2 separate regions of the Homo sapiens genome follow, and region 1 is linked to region 2. Evidence: chromatin loops called from intact Hi-C (ENCODE). Cell type or tissue: PC-9. All regions are shown on one strand. Each heading gives the region's core, and the rest is flanking DNA. Links, peaks and the distances in the headings are about the cores only.

Evidence for each region. Hi-C counts contacts between places; a loop is a spot of excess contacts. Peaks named below come from ENCODE experiments on the same cell type or tissue, not always from the same donor. Only the 100,000 strongest peaks of a DNase experiment are listed, where the experiment ranks them.
Region 1: a loop joins it to region 2, with 15 times the contacts of the local background. A loop is called at or near these places in 99 of 110 quality-filtered maps.

The regions. Positions count from the first base shown.
Region 1 is chrX:23,688,481-23,699,595 of GRCh38, reverse strand. No RefSeq gene overlaps it. Among named protein-coding and RNA genes, the nearest start is that of PRDX4, 27 kb to the right of the region's middle. In PC-9, for the core only: a CTCF peak has its summit at 4,929; no DNase peak of the experiment used is centred there.
Region 2 is chrX:23,894,658-23,905,555 of GRCh38, reverse strand. The region is part of intron 1 of APOO (apolipoprotein O); the gene reads left to right. Among named protein-coding and RNA genes, the nearest start is that of APOO, 7.8 kb to the left of the region's middle. In PC-9, for the core only: CTCF peaks have their summits at 2,877 (motif pointing right), 3,226 and 3,520 (motif pointing right); DNase peaks (open chromatin) are centred at 2,935, 3,545, 4,335, 5,135 and 1 weaker place; H3K27ac peaks cover 4,237 bases.

The DNA.
Region 1 (11,115 bases), core at 109-8,108, 210 kb after region 2:
CTGTAGTCCCAGCTACCCAGGAGGCTGAACTGGGAGCATTGCTTGAGTCCAGGAGTTTGAGGCTGTAGTAAGCCAAGATCACGCCACTGCACTCCAGCCTGGGCAACAAGTGAAACCCTGTCCCCCCCCACCCCCCCAAAAAAAGAAAACTGACATTTGTTAATTGCCTTTCTCTGAATTCTACTGAGATTGAAATTAAATTGCTTATTGTTTTTGTTGTCTTTTTGTTAAATTGCTCACGTAATTTTGGATACCAGAATCTTCACCCCAAATCTGTCCTCTACCAATACAGATATAAAAGCTAGAGGTTTTGGTTTTTAATACAGGACTTTTAAGAAGATGAGGTGAAGCAAACTAACGGATATACACTAGGTTCTGGATTATTAGTGTTATGTCCCTCTCAAAGAATAAAGGAGAATTTTTGACCGGGAGCGGTGGCTTACGCCTGTAATCCCAGCACTTTGGGAGGCCGAGGCGGACGGATCACCTGAGGTCAGGAGTTCAAGACCAGCCTGGCCAACATGGTGAAACCCCGTCTCTACTAAAAATACAAAAATTAGCTGGGCATGATGGCAGGTGCCTGTAATCCCAGCTACTCAGGTGGCTGAGGCAGGAAAATCGCTTGAACCTGGGAGGCAGAGATTGCAGTGAGCCGACATGGCGCCATTGCACTCCAGCCTGGGCGACAGAGCGAGACTGCGTCTGAAAAAAAAGTTAAAGGAGAATTTTTACCCAGCACCAGCACTGCTAAGTTCTAGCATACATCTTCCTCATGTGAGTTGGACATTGTTTTATATTAAATAGTCTGTGCTGAGATCCCAGTTTTACTTCAGGCATTTATTACCAAGTTCTTAGTTTTTGCCTCCATGCTTCTTCAATGTGTAGTCTTTGAGGATGCTGTCTTTTTCACTGGTTTCTTTAGGAGAGTTTACTTCATTCTAGTATGCTTTGCACTGTGTTGGGCATGTCCATGTGATTCTGTGGTAACCCAAATCTTCTGTCAACGTGTTCCATCTGATACCTGTGTTTGCTCTGATCCAATCTGCTTTCTTGCACCTTTTTGAATAGAGCCAAGCACTTGACTCCTAGAGAACTGAAGTTGCACCCAACTCCCCTGGGGTTTCAACATTTTTCTTTTTCTTTTCAATTAGTTTGTGCAGTTTATCTTTCTAAAGATATACTTGATTCTGTGGGATGGCTGGGCTCACCTGGGAGGTTCTTCTGTTCCATGTAGCATTGGCTAAGGTCACTCAGTCAGCTCTGTTCATCTGGGAGTTCATCTGGGGCTGGGACATCTGGTGCCTCAGCTGGGGTGGCTGAGGTGGCTGGCTACCAGCCTGGTTGGATTTCTTTCTTTTTTTTTTTTTTTGAGTCAGAGTCTTGCTTTGTCACCCAGGCAGGAGTGCATTGGCACTATCTTGGCTCACTGCAACCTCCGGCTCCCGGGTTCAAGCGATTCTCCTGCCTCAGCCTCCTGAGTAGCTGGGATTACAGGCGCCCACCACCGCGCCCAGCTAATTTTTATTTTTTTAGTAGAGATGGGGTTTCACCATGTTGGCCAGGCTGGTCTCGAACTCCTGACCTCAAGTGATCTGCCTGCCTCGGCCTCCCAAAGTGCTGGGATTACAGGCGTGAGCCACTGTGCCCGGCCTTGGATTTCTTTTTTTTTTTTTTCTTTTTTTCTTTTTTTTTTTTTTCTTTTTGAGGTGGAGTCTCGCTCTGTCACCCAGGCTGGAGCGCAATGGCAAGATCTCAGCTCACTGAAACCTCCGCCTCCCAGGTTAAAGTGATTCTCCTGCCTCAGTCTACTGAGTAGCTGGGATTACAGGCACGTGCCACCATGCCCAGCTAATTTTTGTATTTTTAGTAGAAACAGGGTTTCACCATGTTGGCCAGGCTGGTCCAGAACTCCTGACCTAATGATCTGCCCGCCTCAGCCTCCCAAAGTGCTAGGATTACAGGCATGAGCCACCGTGCCCACCCGGCCTTGGATTTCTTAAATGGTGGCTTGAGGGCTCTAAGAGCAGCCAGATTCCCGGGTCTTAACCACAGCACCCTCCTTCCTCTCAAAGCCATTTTCTTGGAGGGATCAGTGGTGTCACTGAAGGTGGTAAGGATGAATACTGGGAAAAGGCCACTGATTGGATGATTAAGAGGTCCCTATTAAAAAGAAAGTTTCAGCCAGGCACAGTAGCTCATACCTGAAATCCCAGCTGAGGCAGGAGGATTGCTTGAGGCCAGGAGTTCAAAACCAGCCTGGCAACATAGTGAGACCCTATCTCTACAGAAAATAAAAAAATTAGCCGGTCGTGGTGGCACGTGCCTGTAGTCCCAGCTACTTGGAAGGCTGAGGCGGGATGATTGTTTGAGCCCAGGAGTTTGAGGCTGCAATGAGCTGTGATAGTGCCACTGCACTCCAGAGTGAGACAACAGAGTGAGACCCTGTCTCTAAAAAAATAATAAGTGCCGGGCGCAGTGGCTCACGCCTGTAATCCCAGCACTGTGGGAGGCCAAGGCAGGTGGATAACTTTAGGTCAGGAGTTCGAGACCAGCCTGGCCAGCATGGTGAAACGCCTATAGTCTCAGTACTTGGAGAGGCCAAGGTTGGTGGATTGCTTGAGTCCAGGAGTTTGAAACCAGCCTGGGCAACATGGTGAAACCCTGTATCTACAAAAAATAGAAAAATCAGCTGGGCCTGGTGGTGTGTCCCTGTAGTCTCAGCTACTTGGGAGGCTGAGGTGGGAGAATTGCTTGGGCCCAGAGGCAGAGGCTGTAGTGAGCCAAGATCGTGCCACTGAACTCCAGCCTGGGCAACAGAAGGAGACCCTGTCTCAAAAAAAAAAAAAAAAAAAAGATGTAATCATATAATTTTTATATGTGGCTAACACATATGTGTCAGGCACTGTACTAGTGACATTAAAATGTATACTCTCATTTAATCCTTACAGTAATTCTTTGAGATCAGTACTATTATTACCCACATTTTGCAGATGAGGAAACAGGCTTAGAGAGGGAAGGTAACTTCCTGAAGCCTAACTTGTAACTATATAAGTGGGAGAGGCGAGACTAGGTCTAGAATTTTGGTCCTTTGCCACATTTCTGACATATTTTCTCAGCTATTATAGTAAAGGGTTAACTAATGCCATCTATATATGGATCAGAATGCAGTCAAGTCTCAACCATAAGAATGAATTATGGCTGAAATGTTCTGGGCATTTGGTTTATTTCCTCTTAGAATAAAACTTTTGCGACAATTGTGATTGACTCTCTAAATTGACTTGTGGTTTTTTTTTTCTTTTGAGATGGAGTCTTACTCTGTCGCCCAGGCTGGAGTGCAGTGGCACGATCTCAGCTCACTGCAACCTCTGTCTCCCGGGTTCAAACAATTCTTCTACCTCAGCCTCCCGGGTAGCTGGGAGTACAGGCACCCGCCACCACGCCCAACTCATTTTTGTATTTTTAGTAGAGACTGGGGTTTCACCATGTCAGCCAGGCTGGTCTCAAACTCCTGAACTCGGGTAATCCGACCTCCTCTGCCTCGCCTCCCAAAGTGCTGAGATTACAGGTGTGAGCTACCGCGCCCAGCTGAGTTGTGTTTTCTTTCCCTTCTGTTGGCAGCAAGTAATGAATTTACTATAAAATAGGAAACAGAAAAGAGGAGTTAAAAGAAGGGATTAGGGCCAGACGTGGTGGCTCATGCCTGTAATCCTAGCACTTTGGGAGGCTGAGGCGAGCGGATATCTGGAGCCCAGGAGTTCAAGACCTCCTGGCCAACATGGCAAAGCCCCATCTCCACAAACAAATGAAAAAACTATCCAGGCATGGTGGCACGCATATGTAGTCCCAGCTACTTGGGAGGCTGAGGCAGGATAATCACTTGAACCCGCGAGGCGAAGGCTGCAGTGAGCCCAGATCGCGCCACTGCACTCCAGCCTGGGCGACAGAGCGAGACTCTGTCTCAAAAAAAATTATATATATATATATCCGCCAGGCACGGTGGCTCACGTCTGTAATCCCAGCACTTTGGGAGGCCGAGGCGGGTGGATCACGAGGTTAGGAGTTCGAGACTAGCCTGACCAACATGGTGAAACCCCGTCTCTACTAAAAATACAAAAATTAGCCAGGCGTGATGGCGGGCGCCTGTAGTCCCAGCTACTCAGGAGGCTGAGGCAGGAGAATCGCTTGAACCTGGGAGGCGGAGGTTGCAGTGAGCTGAGATTGCGCCACTGCACTCTAGCCTGGGCAACAGAGCGAGACTTTGTCTAAATATATATATATATATATATATATATATATATATATATATATATATATATATATATATATATAAAATATATATTTTTAGACAGTTTATATATATATAAAATATATATATATATTTCTAACTATGGGCTTGAAATTAGTAGGACATAAAAATGAGTGGGCTTGAATATTTAAAAAAAGAAAAAACATCAGAATGCATCATGCATAGTAATGTTAAGTGTTGTGTGACACGTTATGTATGCACATGGTACACACATCTACGTGAGTACTAGGTCACAATGTAAAATGTACTTCTACATGGATTATGGTTAAAAAGTTTGACCTTCCATCATGGATGGAAGGAGTATACTTAGTAAAGTTCACATACCTATTTAAGTTGTGCTTAGTTTTAAATTGTTCTGAATTTCTAAGTTATTTTCCTGTTTTTTAATAAATTAAATTTGTAAAAACATTAGTTTGACAGTTAATTGTTGCTCTTTTAGTTTAGGGTAACGCTCCCCCGCGTTACCCCCCACCCCCGGCGCACCCCCCCGCCCCCACCCCCATCCCCACCCGCCCCGGCTTCACAAGTGGCTGTTTGCTTTCTGTGGGCTGGGTGCCATCTTGTGGCCTTTGTGTTACAGTGCAGTGTATTCCCTTTAACACAACTTGGAAATCCTGTTTCTGATGTCCAGAGTGAACTGTACAAATAGCCAGAGCTTGAAGTAATGAAATCAAGACTACAGATTCCATTCTTTTTTTATTATTATTATTTGAGACAGGGTCTTGCTCTGTCACCCAGGCTGGAGTGCAGTGGCTTGATCACGGCTCACTGCAGCCTGGACCTCCTGGGCTCAAGTGATCCTCCCACCTCAGCCTCCCAAATAGCTGGGACCACAGGCGCACACCACCAGGCCTGGCTATTTTTAACAATTTTTTTATAGAGTTGGGGTCTCACTCTGTTGCCCAGGCTGGTCTCAAACTCCTGAGCTCCAGTGATCCTTCTGCCTCAGCCTCCCAAAGTGCTGGGATTACAGACATGAGCCACTGCCCCCAGCCTTGATTCAATTCTTAAAATTTCCATCTGGCCTTGGCCCCACATTTGACCCCTAACCCTAGCCAATCAACTCTAAAATATGTGCCATTTCCCAGTAGATAATCATCAAAGAGGAAAACCAGTCAGTCCTTGGTTCTCTTGACGTTGGGTGATAAGTACTGTCTTCTTCTGTAAGGGCTACTTGCAGATGATATGGCCTTCAGTGGAGAAATGGGAAATGGGTGTACACCTCTTCTTCCCTGTGAAACCTTCCCTCATTCCATCCCTGATTTTTCTTGTGGTTGTTTGTGCTCACCATGGAACCTCCACAGGAGCTGGTGTTTTTAGCACTTATTCCAAGGTATTGCAATTCCATTTTTAAATATTTATTTATTTATTTATTTGAGACAGGGTCTTACTCTGTCACCCAGGCTGGAGTGCAGTGGTATGATCATGGCTCACTGCAGCCTCAACTACCCCAGGGCTCCAGTGATCCTCCTGCCTCAGCCTCCCGAGTATCTGGGACTACAGGCGTGCACCATCACATCTGGCTAATTTTTAAATGTTTTGTGGAGACAGAGTTTCACTATGTTGCCCAGGCTGATCTTGAACTCCTGGGCTCAAGTGATCCGCCTGCCTTGGCCTCCCAAAGTGTTGGGATTACAGGCGTGAGCCTCTGTGCTTGGCCATAATTCCTTTTCTTACATGCTTATTTCACTTATGAGACTGTGGGCTTCTTGAGGGAAGGAATTGTATCAGATCTTTTTATTCCTATTGTCTAGCAAAGTCCCTTGCACATATTTAGGTAATAAATGTTTTTTGTGTGAACAAATATACGATTTAGGTGAATTTGGGTGTTCGAGTTGGCTTTTGAATTTGTTAATTAAAAAAAATTGTAAGTTTAAGACTCAGGAAGGAGGCTCTTTTAAAATATATTTTTGGGCTGGGCACGGTGGCTCATGCCTGTAATCCCAGCACTTTGGGAGGCTGAGGCGGGCCATTCACTTGAGGTCAGCCTGGCCAACATGGTGAAACCCTGCCTCTACTAAACATACAAAAATTAGCCAGACATGGTAGTGCTTGCCTGTAATCCCAGCTACTTGGGAGGCTGAGGCAGAATTACTTGAACCTGGGAAGCAGAGGCTGCAGTGAGCCGAGATTGTGCTGCTGCACTCCAGCCCCTCTCAAAATAAATAAATAAAATATATTTTTAGCATTTTACATAAATGTACAATATTATGCTAAAATTGTTATTTAGTAATAGGATTGGTAAAAATTACTTTGCTATATGAAACTAAATACATAGTAACTATGATAAACATTTTCTTTTCTGTTGAAAAGCTAGGTAAAAAATATGAGTTTATAGAAGCATCTGTGTGTGTATATATACATATGTATATCTATGTGATATCATTATATATATGTGATATCATTATATATATATAGCTTTTTGTCCATGGTTCCTGGCTCATAACTCCCATAGCCCTTATTATTTCCCAAGTGATTAAGCAATAAGCATATCTTTTGTTAAAGTGTTCGTCCTTTAGTCCTTGGTTCCTGAAGCAGCTTTGGAAGTGCTTCAGAGCGATCAAAGGAAAAGACCATCTTTGGTTTTAATGTGCGGGTGCTGTAGGCCTCAGAAGCAGGGCTCAGAAAACAGCCTCTCCCGCTGACCTTCTCATACTCTCCTTTTTCACCTGCTCCTTTGTCTCTCCAAGGCAGGCCATAGAAACTGAAAATATAATCTGCCCCCACCTTTGTATTTGGAGCCGGTCATAAAGAAATTCTCTGACCTACCTTGTCTGATTGTAGGTCATAAGATCCTCATTTTAGAAAGGGTCCTGCCCTCAACCCAGGAGGAAGGAGTGCCGTGCAGAGAGGCCAACAGGAATCTGGACAGGCCTTGCTAGGATTCCCCACTCCGTCTATTAGCATTAGATCATGCCCTTTTTGCCCAATCACGTTTTGCACTTGATCTTAGCCAAAAGGCCGAGAAGCGATCCAATCACATTTTGACACGGTTGTCCATGCTTCAGTCATGCCTATCCAATGAAGTCTCCATAAAAGGCCCAAGAGGACCAGGTACGCAGAACTTCTGGACAGCTGAGCTGGTGAAGGCTTGCAGGAAGGTGAACAAGAATTCACCCATGTGTTGGGATGATGGTGCACCCCAACTCCACGGGAATAGAAGCTCCCGTGCTCAGGACCCTTCCAGACCTCGCCCTATGTGCCTCTTCATCTGGGTGTTTATTCGTATCCTTCAAAATATCCTTCATAAGAAACTGGTAAGTGTAAGTGGGCGTTTCCCGGAGTTTTGCAAGCTGCTCTAACAATTGAGCCTAAAGAGGGGGTCATGGGAACCCCAACTTGAAGTCAGTCAGTCAGAAGTTCCAGAGGCCTGTACTTGGGAGCTGGTGTCTGAAGTGGGGGCAGTCCTGTGGGTCTGAGCCCTCAACCTGTGGTATCTGATGCTATATCCAGGTGGACAGCATCAGAATTGAATTGGATCAGAAGATTCCTGGCTGGTGTCCACTGCAGAATTGCTTGCCTGTTGGTGGGGAAAATCCCTACACCCTACACATTTGGTCACAGAAGTCTTCTGTATTGATTGTTGTCATGTGAGAACAGAGGAAAAACAGTTTTTCTTTTTCTTTTCTTTTCTTTTTTTCTTTTTTTTTGAGACAGGGTCTTGCTCTCTTGCCCAGGCTGGAGTGCAGTGGTGTGATCACAGCTCACTGAGGGCTTGACCTTTTGGGCTTAAATGATCCTCCTGCCTTAGGCTCAGGAACAGCTGGGACTACAAGTACAAGACACCACGCCTGGATAATTTTTATACTTTTTGTAGAGATGAGGTCTCACCATATCGTCCAGGCGGGTCTCAAATTCCTGGGCTCAAGTGACCTTCCTGCCTCGGCCTCCCAAAGTGCTGGGATTATAGGCATGAGCCACTGCACCCAGCTGTAAAAGTTTTTTGACCCTATATATATGTATGAATATATATAGACACACAAATACATAGATATGTGTATATATATTCCCCTCCACTGCAGACACTTTTATGAAACTTTTTTTTTTGAGAGAGAGTCTTGTTCTGTCACCAAGGTTGGAGTGCAGTGACACGACCTTGGCTCACTGCAACCTCCGCCTCCTGGGTTTAAGCGAGCACGTCCAGCTAATTTTTGTATTTTTAGTAGAGACGAGGTTTCACCATGTTGGCCAGGCTGGTCTTGAGCTCCTGACCTCAAGTGATTCGCCCGCCTCGGCCTCCCAAAGTGCTAGGATTACAGGTGTGAACCACTACGCCCGGTCTATGAAATTATTTACCTGAAACACATATTTTGTTACATCTTATATATTAATAACCTTGTATTCAAAGATTTCTCAGTGACATAGTGTTGTCACAAAGTTCATAGGGGGGTTAGGATACCAAAATATCATTAAATAATAAAATAGTAGTTAATGTGTTTGAGAACAAAATATACAACCTGGAAACCTAGTGACAGATGGGAAGTTTAGGATGTAGGGTTAGATGAGCTCTTGGACAGAGAAGAGACAATGGGGATGTGGTGGGGAGGGCGTGAGGAATGATCTCTTGTGTGAGATTCTAGGGACTAAGAAATCCCTGAAAGAGCTGTCCACCATGATCACTGGAAACCTCAGAACACTGGCCAGGCTTAAATGTGAAATATTCAACAGAAGACTAGAAATTATAGGGAGAAGCAGGGAATAATAGATGTCATTCATATATTAGTGCACTGGAAAGATATTGCCTGGTGTGTTTCATAGAAACTTCAGGTCACTTCCGTTTATTTGAGATGGAGTCTCATTCTGTCGCCCAGGCTGGAGTGCAGTGGCACGATCTCGGCTCACTGCAACCTCTGCCTCCCAGGTTCAAGCCATTCTCCTGCCTCAGCCTCCCAAGTAGCTGGGATTACAGGTGTCCACTACGAAGCCAAGCTAATTTTTTGTACTTACTAGAGATGGGGTTTCATCATGTTAGTCAGGCTGGTCTTGAACTCCTGATCTGAGGTGATCCACCCGCCTAGGCCTCCCATAGTGCTGGGATTACAGGTGTGTGCCACCGCGGCCAGTCAGTCACCTATTTATTTACATTTTTTTTTTGAGATGGAGTTTCGCTCTTTTTACCCAGGCTGGAGTGCAATGGCCTGATCTCGGCTCACCACAACCTCCGCCTCCCAGGTTCAATGGATTCTCCTGCCTTAGCCTCCTGAGTAGCTGGGATTACAGGTGTCTGCCACCATGCCCGGCTAATTTTTGTATTTTTAGTAGAGACAGGATTTCTCCATGTTGGTCAGGCTGGTCTTGAACTCCCGACCTCAGGTGATCTGCCCACTTTGGCCTCCCAAAGTGCTGGGATTATAGGCGTGAGCCACTGCTCCTGGCCTCCTATTTATTTACTAATTTTTTTTTTTTTTTGAGACAGAGTCTCGCTCTGTCGCCAAGGCTGGAGTACAGTGGCGTGATCTCGGCTCACTGCAACCTCCGCCTCCCGGGTTCAAGCGATTCTCTTGCCTCAGCCTCCCCGGTAGCTGGGATTACAGGCATCCACCACCATGCCTGGCTAATTTTTGTGTTTTTAGTAGAGACGGGGTTTCCCCATGTTGGCCAGGATGGTCACAAACTCCTGACCTCAGGTGATCTGCCCGCCTCAGCCTCCCAAAGTGCTGGGATTACAGGCGTGAGCTACCATGTCCGGCCTTATTTACTATTTTTTAAATGTTTGTGGGCAGGTCATCTCTTGATCTATTATTTTGGGTAAGCTCCTACTGTTGTGGCATTGTTCTGACCTCCTGCTGTACAGGCAGCTACTAAATGATACTGGTCTCCTCCTTTCCTTAGTCTCTAGAGCGGGTTTTCTCAACATTGCCACAGTTAACATCTTGAAGCAGAAAAGTCTTTGCTGTGGGACTGTCCTGTGCATTGTAGGATGTTTAGCAGCACCCTTGGCCTCTACCCACCAGATGCCAGTAGTAGTTTCAGTTTTTTTTTTTTTTTTTGAGGCGGAGTCTCACTCTGTTGCCCAGGTTGGAGTGCAGTGGCGTGATCTCGGCTCACTGCAAGCTCCGCCTCCTGGGTTCACGCCTTTCTCCTGCCTCAGACTCCCGAGTAGCTGGGACTACAGGCGCCTGCCACCACGCCTGGCTAATTTTTTTTGTATTTTTTTTAGTAGAGACGGGGTTTCACCGTGTTAGCTAGGATGGTCTCGATCTCCTGACCTCGTGATCCACCCGCCTCAGCCTCCCAAAGTGCTGGGATTACAGGCGTGAGCCACCGCGCCCGGCTGTATTTTCAGTTTTGACAATAAAAACATCCCAGATATTGCCATGTCTCCTGGGGGCAAAATCTCCATCCCTCCCCATTGAGAAGCACTGCTCCAGATTATGGTAGGTCAGCATCTTCTGGGAATAGGTCTCTAGTAGCTGCATCCTGGTTAGGCCCAGGGTCCATCGTCTCCAGTAGGGCAGGGGACTATCCTTTCTCAACTCTTTTTCCAGTCTTGTAAATGGCCACGAGACCATCTTTTAAGATGTAAGCTTGGATTTATGGACTTTCAGAAGTCAGCTCTTTGAAGGGATAGTTTATAAAAGGCACTGACAAAAGGGGTGCATTTAGTGCTATTTTATTCGGAAGCTATGTATATCACTCAGTTAATACGAAAAGTGGTGAGAGGCCAGGCGCTGTGGCCCACACCTGTAATCCCAGCACTTTGGGATGCCGAGGCAGGCAGATCACTTGAGTTCAGGAGTTCGACACCAGCCTGAGCAACATGGCGAAACCCCGTCTCTACTAAAAATACAAAAATTGGCCAGGCATGG
Region 2 (10,898 bases), core at 1-8,000:
ATTTAGTTTTGAGACAGGTAGGAGTTCTTCAGGTAAAAGGGGTGGGGAACATCAGTGGTATTCCATTGGGGGAAGTGCTGGAAGCTCAGTTTTGATGTGTCAAGGGAAAGACATAGTGAGCTGAGATTATTATTATTATTATTATTGTTATCATTATTATTTTTTTCAGACAGAGTCTGGCCCTGTTGTCCGGGCTGGAGTGCAGTGGTGCGATCTTGGCTCACTGCAGCCTCCGCCTCCTGGGTTCAAGTGATTCTCCTGCCTCAGCCTCTGAGTAGCTAGGATTACAGGCGCCCGCCACCACGCCTGGCTAATTTTTTTGTATTTTTAATAAAGACGGAGTTTCACCATGTGTTGGCCAGGCTGGTCTCGAACTCCTGACCTCGTGATTCGCCCGCCTTGGCCTCCCAAAGTGCTGGGATTACAGGTGTGACCCACCGCGCCCGACTGAACTGAGATTATTTCAGGTGAACATGTACTTTGGGTAGAAAAGATCACAACAAACCTTGGAGGACACCAAAATGTAGGAGTAGGCAGAGGAAAGGGGGAGGCCAGACTTGAGAAGCAGAAGTAGGAGCAGAAAAGAGTGATGTTTAGAAAATCGAGGGAGAAAAGTTTCAAGGAGAAATGGCTATGTTAGGATGCTTTCAGCTGGGAAAACCCAACTGCTTAAATAGTAAGGAAAATTCTCTCACAAAGTCCAGAGGAAGAATGGATTCCAGGCTCTGATTCAGTTGGTCAACAGTGTCAGGCCAGGCACGGTGGCTCACGCCTGTAATCCCAGCACTTCGGGAGGCCGAGGCGGGCGGATCACGAGGTCAGGAGATCGAGACCATCCTGGCTAACATGGTGAAACCCTGTCTCTACTAAAAATACAAAAAATTAGCCGGGTGTGTTGGCGGGTGCCTGTAGTCTCAGCTACTCGGGAGGCTGAGGCAGGAGAATGGCAAGAACCCGGGAGGCGGAGGTTGCAGTGAGCTGAGATCGCACCACTGAACTCCAGCCTGGGAGACAGCGAGACTCCGTCCCAAAAAAAAAAAAAAAAAAAAAACCAGTGTCATCAAGGACCCATCTCTTCTTGGGTTTCCACAGTCAGGTTGGTTTCCTTTAGGGTTGCAAGATGACTACTAGTAACATACACACTTTCTCATTCTCTAGAGCAAGAGGAGGAGGAGAGAGAAAAAACTCCCACACTTGGTCCTTCAGTCTGATTGGACCAACTTAGGTCAGTTGTCTGACCCTGTAACAGTTGTCAGAGGAATGCCATGATCTGATTGGCTTAGACTAAACAGGATCAACCCAGGGTGGCGTCACTTAATCACAGGGGAGAGGAATGCATTCATGAACACAATGGAGTTCTTTTAGGAAGGAAGAGGGAGAATAGAGACTGGATATGCAACCAACAATGTCCATGACGGAGATATAAGCTAGATGAGATATGAGTTAGTTACATATCATGAGTCGTGTTCACTGATTTGGGCACTTTGGAAAGCTTTCATGATCCTTATACTTTAGGTTTACTGATGGAAGTGAAGGGTAGATTAACCTGGGTTGGTGACTGAGGGCCAAGTAAGTGGACACTATGATGGTTGATAAGCTTGACTATCAAGGGAAGGAGAGAGAATTTGGTAACTAGAAGGATATGTTCAGTCAAGATTCTAGAGAGAATACCTCAGCTGTGCAAGGGAGAGATATTCCCACCCGAGAGATGGAAGGAAAAGAAAGGTGCGAGAGATTGTAGACCAGTGGTTCTCCATAGAATGGTACGACTCAACAGAATGGTATGTTTTGGAAACTTGTGGGGTTGTTCTTTTTTTCTTTTTTCGTTTTTAACTTTGCAAAAATTATAACTGAAAATGGGGTTGTTCTTTATGTCTTTAGTTGTGTTGAACATTTACATACTGAAATATAATTCACATAAATCTTTCCTTTTTATTCACCTTTATGCTACCATCAGAGTATACTGATTTACTTTTTGGACTTATGCATGTAACTTAGTGATGAATTTTATTTCAGGATACCAGAAGAGTGTCAGAAAATATTTGTCATAAAATGGTGATGTTAGGTCTAGTAGTTGAGAACCAGTGCTTGTCAAACTTTAATGGGCATGTGACTCTTGTTAAAATGGATTCCAATTCAGTAGGTCTGGGATGCGGCCTCAAATGCTCCATTTTTTTTTTTTTTTCTAGATGGAGTCTCGCTCTATCACGCAGGCTTGAGTACAGTGGCGCAGTTTCTGCTCACTGCAACCTCCGCCTCCCGGGCTCAAGCAATTCCTCTGCCTCAGCCTCCTGAGTAGCTGGGATTGACAGGTGCGCGCCACCATGCCCAGCTAATTTTTTGTATCTTTAGTAGAGACGGGGCTTCACCATGCTGGCCAGGCTGGTCTCAAACTCCTGACCTTGTGATCCACCCGCCTCAGCCTCCCAAAGTGCTGGGATTACAGACGTGAGCCGCCGCACCCGGCCAGATTCTCCATTTTTTAACTAGTTCTATAGTTTTCGTTGGTCCCCTTTGACTAGCAAGAATTGAAGCCAATCGGTAGATGAATGGTTCTTGTGTTTTCGAGATGGATGGTCTTATGAACATGGTGGGATTTGGGAGAGGCACTGACCAAGGAACAAAAAGATAGGCCAGACCCTTTGAGGGCTCTGCTGAGAGCACTCCTGTATGTTTGTGCAGAGTGGGGATGGAGTAAACGGTAGGATTGATCGGGGTTTGGGAGTTAACAGCTTGGGTTAACTAGAACTGGAGGGCAAAGGAGTTAATAGTATAGGTGTTGGTAGTAAAAGTACAATGGTAGTAAAAGTGCAGTGTGTCTGACTAGTTATGTGCATATTAAGTACACATTGTACTTAAAATATATACTGCGATGTTTTGATATAGTTATTCATCTTCAGGTCACTAGGGGGCATTGGTGGATTAAAAAACACATTTGAAAAGCTGCCCAGTATTTGCATTCCATTGTAGGAAGCAGCTTTTCCTTGTGCTGCTGCAGGAAGTTTGAATATTGGATACATATACCCAGATTCACGTTATTAGATTTCCTTCATTACACAGATTTTATCCTAGTCCAACTATGGGCTGGGCATCATGCTGGACCCTGGTGGGTACAAGTGAAAAGACCCAGTTCTTATCTAGGAGAGAGGTCCCAAATCTGGCCACAAATCAGAATTATTCAAGGAGACAGTTTCCAAGCCCCTGCGCATGGTTCTGACTGACTTTTTAGTTGGCGTCCAGGAACTGCTAGTTTTGAAAAAGCCCCCCAAGGTGATTATGAAACTTTCATTTCAGAAGCTCACAATGCACTTACCAGCACAGACATTAAAGGTCCGTTAACGATGCAGTGGGTCTCAACCTTGACTGCATGTTAGAGCCACCTGGGGAGCTTTTAAAAGTCCCGATGCCCAGTCTAGAACCTATACCAATGACATCAAGAATCTCTAGGGGTAGGATTAGGCATCTAGTTTTTGGAGCAAGCAGCCAGCCTTGAGATCTACTGACTTAGAGGGAAGAGCAACAGCAGGGGGCATCAGAAGGCTTTATAGAGAAGAACATGCCTATGCTGATCTTTGGAGCTAGGCAGACAAGGTTGAAAGGGCCTTCCAAACAGAGAAGAAAAGCACATGCAAGGACACAGAAGTGTGAGAGTGTTCAGAACAGTGTTAAGACCTTGGGCTTCACTGTGTTCCTTGTGAGAGATACTAAAGTTTTCTGTAGCTGCTTCCTCATTTGTAAAACAAGGATGAGATGCTTACCAACCTCAAATTATTGTGTGGATTAAATTCATTCCTACGCAAAGCTTAGAACAGTGCTTGGCCCAAAGTAAGGGCTGAAGAAATGTGAGCTGTTACTTTTAGTTGGCATCTTGTAAGATGGCATCTTGTAACTACCTGTGTTACGGTGGTGCACGGTCTTGGGGCTCTCCAAAAGTATTTTTTATTTCAAAACTTGGTAGTCAGTTGGATGTGGTAGATGAGGGAGAAGGATAAATTAAGGTTTCTGCCCAGGCTTTTGACTTTTGACTGTGGGATCTATTCATTGAGGTGGGAACTATTCATTGAGGTGGGAAAGTGGAAGAAGGTTGAATTTGGTTTGAGGGGGAGGTGATGGTTTGGTTTTGAACAGGTTGGGCTTGCTGAAATATCTGGGCATTGGAAGGGGGAAATCAGTTGATGTAGAACCCCAGGGTATGGACTTTTCCTGCCACAGACGTGGGCTGGAAATTGGGAAATCATCAGCTGCTAACTGAAGCCTCCAGGGCAAGAAGGTGGCCTAGTGAAAACTGGTCTGTGTCACTTCCTTCCTCAAGGGCAAATAACATGACCTGTACTCAGAGCTCACCACACCAAGGAGCCTGAGTGAACATGTCCATGACTATGAGGTGTTATTACCTCACACATTCTTTGTGGCTTAGTGTAATACTTACATTGCCTGTCTTCCTGAAATTAATTTTCTTACCATGTTACTAGTATGTTACTAGAACTGCGCGGAGAATTACAATGCTAAATGGAAAAGGAAAATCATCTGTAAATTGGAAGAGTAATGTAACTTTTATACTTGAGCATTATTTTAAAAGCCACATATTTGGAAAGATAATGAAGGTTTTTTTTCCCTAACAGTTTAAGCATCTTCAAGGGAATTCTTCTTGAGGAATTATAGTAACTACATTTTTACTCACATAAATACATTTTTTATGTGCAGAATCAATTGGTTGTTTCTTTTTCCTTTCTTACCTTTCGAAGAAGTTAGACAGTGGATCACAGAGACGAAGAAAAAACTGCTCTGTAGCTCTGGATGCAATCTTTTCAGCCTCAGGTTCTAGTTGTGTTTCTGGCTGAGCGACCTTGTTGAGATTTCTTTTTTTTTTTTTTTTTTTTTGAGCCGGAGTCTTGCCCTGTCACCCAGGCTGGAGTGCACTGGCGCAGTCTTGGCTCTCCGCACCCTCCGCCTCCTGGGTTCAAGCCGGTCTCCTCCCTTAGCCTCCCAAGTAGCTGGGACTACAGGCATGCACCAGCACGCCTGGCCTAGTTTTTGTATTTTTATTAGAGATGGGGTTTCACCATGTTGGCCAGACTGGTCTTGAGCTCCTGACCTTAAGTGATCTGCCCTCCTTGGCCTCCCAAAGTGCTGGGATTACAGGCATGAGTCACCATGCCGGGCCAGTTGAGATTTCTTAATCTCTCAGCGTCCTCTGATCATGATCCTGTGGGGATAGTAGTATGTCCCTCTGTATCTCACAGGATTGTTGGGAGATTCAATTGAGATAATATGCGAAAAGAACCGTGAACTACAAAGCACTATATCAATGTAAGGTGTTTTCTGTTCCTCTTGTATCACATTTGTCCACTGAAGTAATCTATGCTTGCAGGTTAGCACTCTGGACTTAACAACTGTAAAACGTGAATTAACTTGGGTTATTTCACTTCTCATTTGGAAATGAATTCTGCTCAGGACACTGTAGCATTCTTCTATCTACTTCTGAAATGCAGATAGCCTCACAGTTGTAACTAACACTGGAAGAGGAGAAAGAAGAAGTAAAACGATACATTAAAAGAACGGAGAGATTAGAGGCACAGTGGAGGAGAAAAGTAGATGATGTACCAGACATTTATGATAAATGAATTGATTACCCCATGAGGCCTGTTGATATTTGTAGACTTTTATGACGTAAAGGTTTAATTTATAATCTATATGTATATGTGTTCCACACCCATGTCCTTTCTAGGCTAGACTGGAACTTCTTAGAGGCTAGGAAACGAACTTGCATATTTGTTTGTATTGTACATTTAAAATTAGATATATAAATGCATGTTATTAGGTGTGTAATAAATCTCAATAGCAAAGATATCTGTTTCAAAAAGTTTAGACTTATTTTTAATATGACAAGAAAGTACTAAGAGATCTTTAAAATAAAGGAATTGAAAGAGTGTATCAGTTGATTTTCCCCAATAATGCTTAAGTGGAATTTTACAGTTAGTTCATACAGCATGAAACTTTATATATTTTCAGGGACAAAAAAATCCTAGTCTAAAGTTATATTTTAGAATTTGGAAGTTATTTATTTTTCACTTTTGCTGAGTTTTTCCTAATTTTTGCATAGCCTCATGCCAGTTTTGTTAGAAAATTTAATCAGTGCCAATTTCTTAATGTGGTAGGTTTTTAAACTTATTTTCAGTGTTCACTAAAACTTGGAGAAGCAGGAATGTAGGGCAAGGGTCGTAGAGTTTTCAGTATGCTGAAAGCCTATGACTTTGATTGTTAAGCTATATTTTCCTGATACAGCTTTATGCATTATGGATAGTATAGTTGAATTTTAAGTGAATATTGTTTTAAAGGCACTTTAAGTGCAGTTATCCTTTGTCTTCCTATTTCTGGCTGTTTGAAGCAATGCAGCGTGTTTTATTCAAAGCCCACACTGGCTCCCGCTTAAGGACTTCTTTGTTTGGTTCCATGAGGATGAGGAGCCCCCTCTGTGGGAGCTAGAGATAGATCCACAAGTGCATGTTCATTGCCTTAGTGTGGAGGAATTCCCAGTAGTTTCTTTTTTCAGATATTCCTGAAAAGAAGTCTATTCCTTCTTCTGAACAGTCTTTTAAAATGGAATATATGAAACTAACTAATAAAGGTTCTTTTTTTCTTTTCCCCCATTCCACAAACTTCAGTCCTTGTGAACTAGCCTGTTTTTGTTTGTGCTTGCTGAAAATGAGTCTCCTCTCCTATTAGAGATGCTGATTCATGTGACATGGGTTAGACTGGTGAGTGAGTAAGTAAGCAAAAAGTGATTATACGGGCTCCAAGAAGTTTCCTACATTGTCTGTTGATGGTTTACCTCACTTGGCAGATAGAACTGAGCCTGTTTGTGGAGTCACACCATTTGGGAGTCCTGTTAAAGTTGCTGGGTATAGTCCAAACATTTACTTTACTTGTTTTTGTTCCTTATTTTTGCACAGATTTTCATTATGAGGTCAGATGGTTATCAACCGAATTGAGTCTTGTACATGATTTTTTTTTTCCAAAAAAGGCTTACAGTTTTCCTTAAAGAAGAAAAACGCACATGAATAACTGAGATGAAGTCAAAGGCAGTTTTCATTAGTGAGTTTAGAGTTCTCTGTGCACATGGTGGTCTGTTAAGATATGAAACCCGGGTCTAGGCCCGACGTGGTGGCTCACACCTGTAATCCCAGCACTTTGGGAGGCTGAGGCAGGAGAATTCCTTGAGTCCAGGAGTTTGAGACCAACCTGGGCAACATGGCGAAACCCCGCCCGTCTCTACAAAAAATGCAAAAATTAGCCAGGTATGGTGGTGCCTGCCTGTAGTCCCAGCTACTTGAGAGGCTGAGATGGGAGGATCACTTGAGCCCAGGAGGTTGAGGCTGCATTGAGCTGTGATTGTGCCACTGCATTCCAGCCTGAGTGACAGAATGAGACCCTATGTCAAAAAAAACAACAACAAAAAAAGAGATATGAAACCCATGTCTAGGTAGATTTTTTTTTTTTGAGACAGAGCCATGTGTCTAGATAGAAACCTGTGTCTAGATAGATTTTTTTTTTTTTTTTTGAGACAGAATCATGCTCTGTCTCCCAGGCTGGAGTGCAGTGGCACAATCTTAGCTCACTGCAACCTCCACCTCCCAGGCTCAAGCGATCCTCCTGCCTCACCCTCCTGGGTAGCTGGGACTATGGGCACGTGCCACCATTCCCAGATAATTTTTTGTATTTTTTGTAGAGAGGGGGTTTCACCTTTAGCCTGTTGCCCAGGCTGGTCTTGAACTCCTGGGCTCAAAGGATCCGCCCACCTCGGCCTCCCAAAGTGCTGGGATTACAGGCATGAGCCAGCATGCCCTGCCCAGATAGATTTTACTTTGACAGACTAGCTCTCCTATTAAATGATGTACATTTTATTAGTTGCTTGGAAACACAGATGCATTTGAAAAGCTAAACTTGAAGTAAATGTTTCCCAACGATTTTTTCCTCCCTATATTTCCTTAATTCAGAAAAGATTGAGTGGGTCCCAGGATGCCATTCTAATAGAGAAAAAAACACATATATATAGGAGTCTTAAGTAGCAGTAAATTTCTGTCTGGATGAGGAAGTTCAAAATAAATTCTGGACTTGATAAATTACATATTATCTGTGTTCCAAGTCTTTAAAACCAGTATAGCCCAACTGGATGACTCAAAACCTGCCTAAATGAACAATTATCTCACTCTTTGGCCCTAAGGTTTTCTTCCTGTTTATCGCACAAGTTTATTATTTTTCTACATGAATTTTATAAAATCTAATCGCTATCTTTAAAGAGTAGAAAATGAAACAATTGCAGATGAGACATTTTGTTTGCTTTGCTGACCTAATTTTGTGGTGAATTCTACCCTCCAAAGATGAAACAGAACTTGGTTTTCTGTGAGAAAAAGATAATATTAGTCTTGAAAACAGCCTCATTTTTTTCTCTGCTTATCTCTTTAGATTGTAGTCTGTTTACAGTGGATGAGAAAGAGCTAGGAAATACCAATTACTGTAGTACAGAACTAAAGAATTAAAAATTTCTCATAAAATAGTTCTATGTTTGTTGTATTAGGAAGAGTTTTTTTAATGTTGTTTGAAGTCTAAACTTTACTGGGCATGGTGGTTCACACCTGTAATCCCAGCGCTTTGGGAGGCCAAGGCAGGAGGATTGCTTGAGACCAGGAGTTTGAGACCAGCCTGGGAAACATAGTGAGACTCCATCTCTACCAAAAAAAAAAAAAAAAATAGCTGAGTGTGCTCCGTCACACCCATAGTCCTAGGTACTTGGGAGGCTGAAGCAGAAGGATTAGGTGAGCCCAGGAGTTCAAGGCCACAGTGAGCTATGATTGTACCACTGCACTCCAGCCTGAGTGACAAAGGGAGATAAATTCTTGGCTTTATATCCTCCTTTGCTGTGAAACAGATCGAAATGATTGTGGGTTTTATTGTTATTGTTAAAGTATGAGTGCTCCCAAATTTTACATTCAAATGAATGCATCAAAACAGTCGTTTTGAGAGGATAGATTTAATTATACTGTCATTATATTTATTCCAAAAATTCTATCACTGATCAAAACATTTTTACTCTTCCTCATTTGGAATTATCTTCAAACTTTGTGGCAAACCTTTATAATATCCTCAGGAGCTAGCCATTTTTGTTCTTTGCATGTTACAAAACAAATCAATGGTTTTTTTGTAAAAACTTCAGGAAATAGAGATAAGAATTACCTTTAATATCACCACCTATAGACAACCACTGTTAACATCATATTTTTTTTTTTTGAGACGGAGTCTTACTCTGTTGCCCAGGCTGGAGTGCAGTGGCGCCATCTTCGTTCACCGCAACCTCCATCTCCCGGGTTCAAGCAATTCTCCTGCCTCAGCCTCCTGAGTAGCTGGGATTACAGGCGTGCACCACCACGTCCGGCTAATTTTTGTGTTTTTAGTAGAGACAGGGTTTCACCGTGTTGGTCATGCTGGTCTCGAACCACTGACCTCGTGGTCTGCCCACCTCAGCCTCCCAAAGTGCTGGGATTACAGGCATGAGCCACTGCGCCCGGCCCTAACATCTTTTTAGACTCCGTTCTGGACATATTCAAATATACCCTTGGTATGACATTTTCAAAAAACTCGGTGGAATCATACTACAAGTCCCCTTCCTCTTTTTTTTTTTTAAAAAAAATGCCATTTTCTTTTCTTCTTCTTCTTTTTTTTTTAGTAGAATGAGATAATCTTATTATTGACCAAGTTTACATAAAGCTTGATTCTTTACCGCCACCACCACCACAACAGAAAGAAAAGTTTATGTTGGACACTACGTTTAATTAGGAGATGTAGAAAAGGTTCCAGTAGAGATTGTTTTAATGAAGACTAATATTGTAATTTTTTTTTCTATTTTACTCTAAGTCCTGGGATACATGTGCGGAACATGAAGGTTTGTTACATAGGTACACATGCCATGTTGGTTTGCTGCACCTATCAACCTGTCATCTAGGTTTTAAGCCCCGCATGCATTAGGTGTTTGTCCTAATGGTCTCCCTCCCCTTGCCCTCCATCCCCTGATAGGCCCCAGTGTGTGATGTTCCCTTCCATGTGTTATCATTGTTCAATCCCACTTATGAGTGAGAACATGTGATGTTTGGTTTTCTATTCCTGTGTTAGTTTGCTGAGAATGATGGTTTCTAGCTTCATCCATGTCCCTATAAAGAACTCATTCTATTTTATGGCTGCATAGCATTCCATGGTGTATATGTGCCACATTTTCTTTATCCAGTCTATCACTGATGGGCATTTGGGTTGCTTCCAAGTCTTTGCTATTGTAAATAGTGCTGCAATAAACATAGGCGTACAGATGCCATTTTCTCATCTTTGTGTGTGTGTGTGTGGAGATAATGAATCTTTTTTTTTTTTTGAGGCGGAGTCTCACTCTGTCACCCAGGCTGGAATGCAGTGGTGCGATCTCGGCCCACTGCAGCCTTTTGCCTCCTGGGTTCGAGCGATTCTCCTGCCTCAGCCTCCTGAGTAGCTGGGGCTACAGGTGCCCACCAGCTAATTATTGTATTTTTAGTAGAGACAGGGTTTCACACTATGTTGGCCAGGCTTGTCTCGAACCCCTGACCTCAAGTGATCTGCCCGCCTCGGCCTCCCAAAGTGCTGGGATTACAGGCTCGAGCCACCGAATCCGGCCCATTCTCTATTCTTTACCACTCTTATTTAAAATATATCGAGACTGATTTTCTTTACTTTTTTTTTTTAAGCGGAGTTTCACTCTTGTTGCCTAAGCTGGAGTGCAGTGGCATGATCTCGGCTCACTGCAACCTCCGCCTCCAGGGTTCAAGCAATTCTCTTGCCTCAGCTTCCTGAGTAGCTGGGATTACAGGCGCACTCCACCA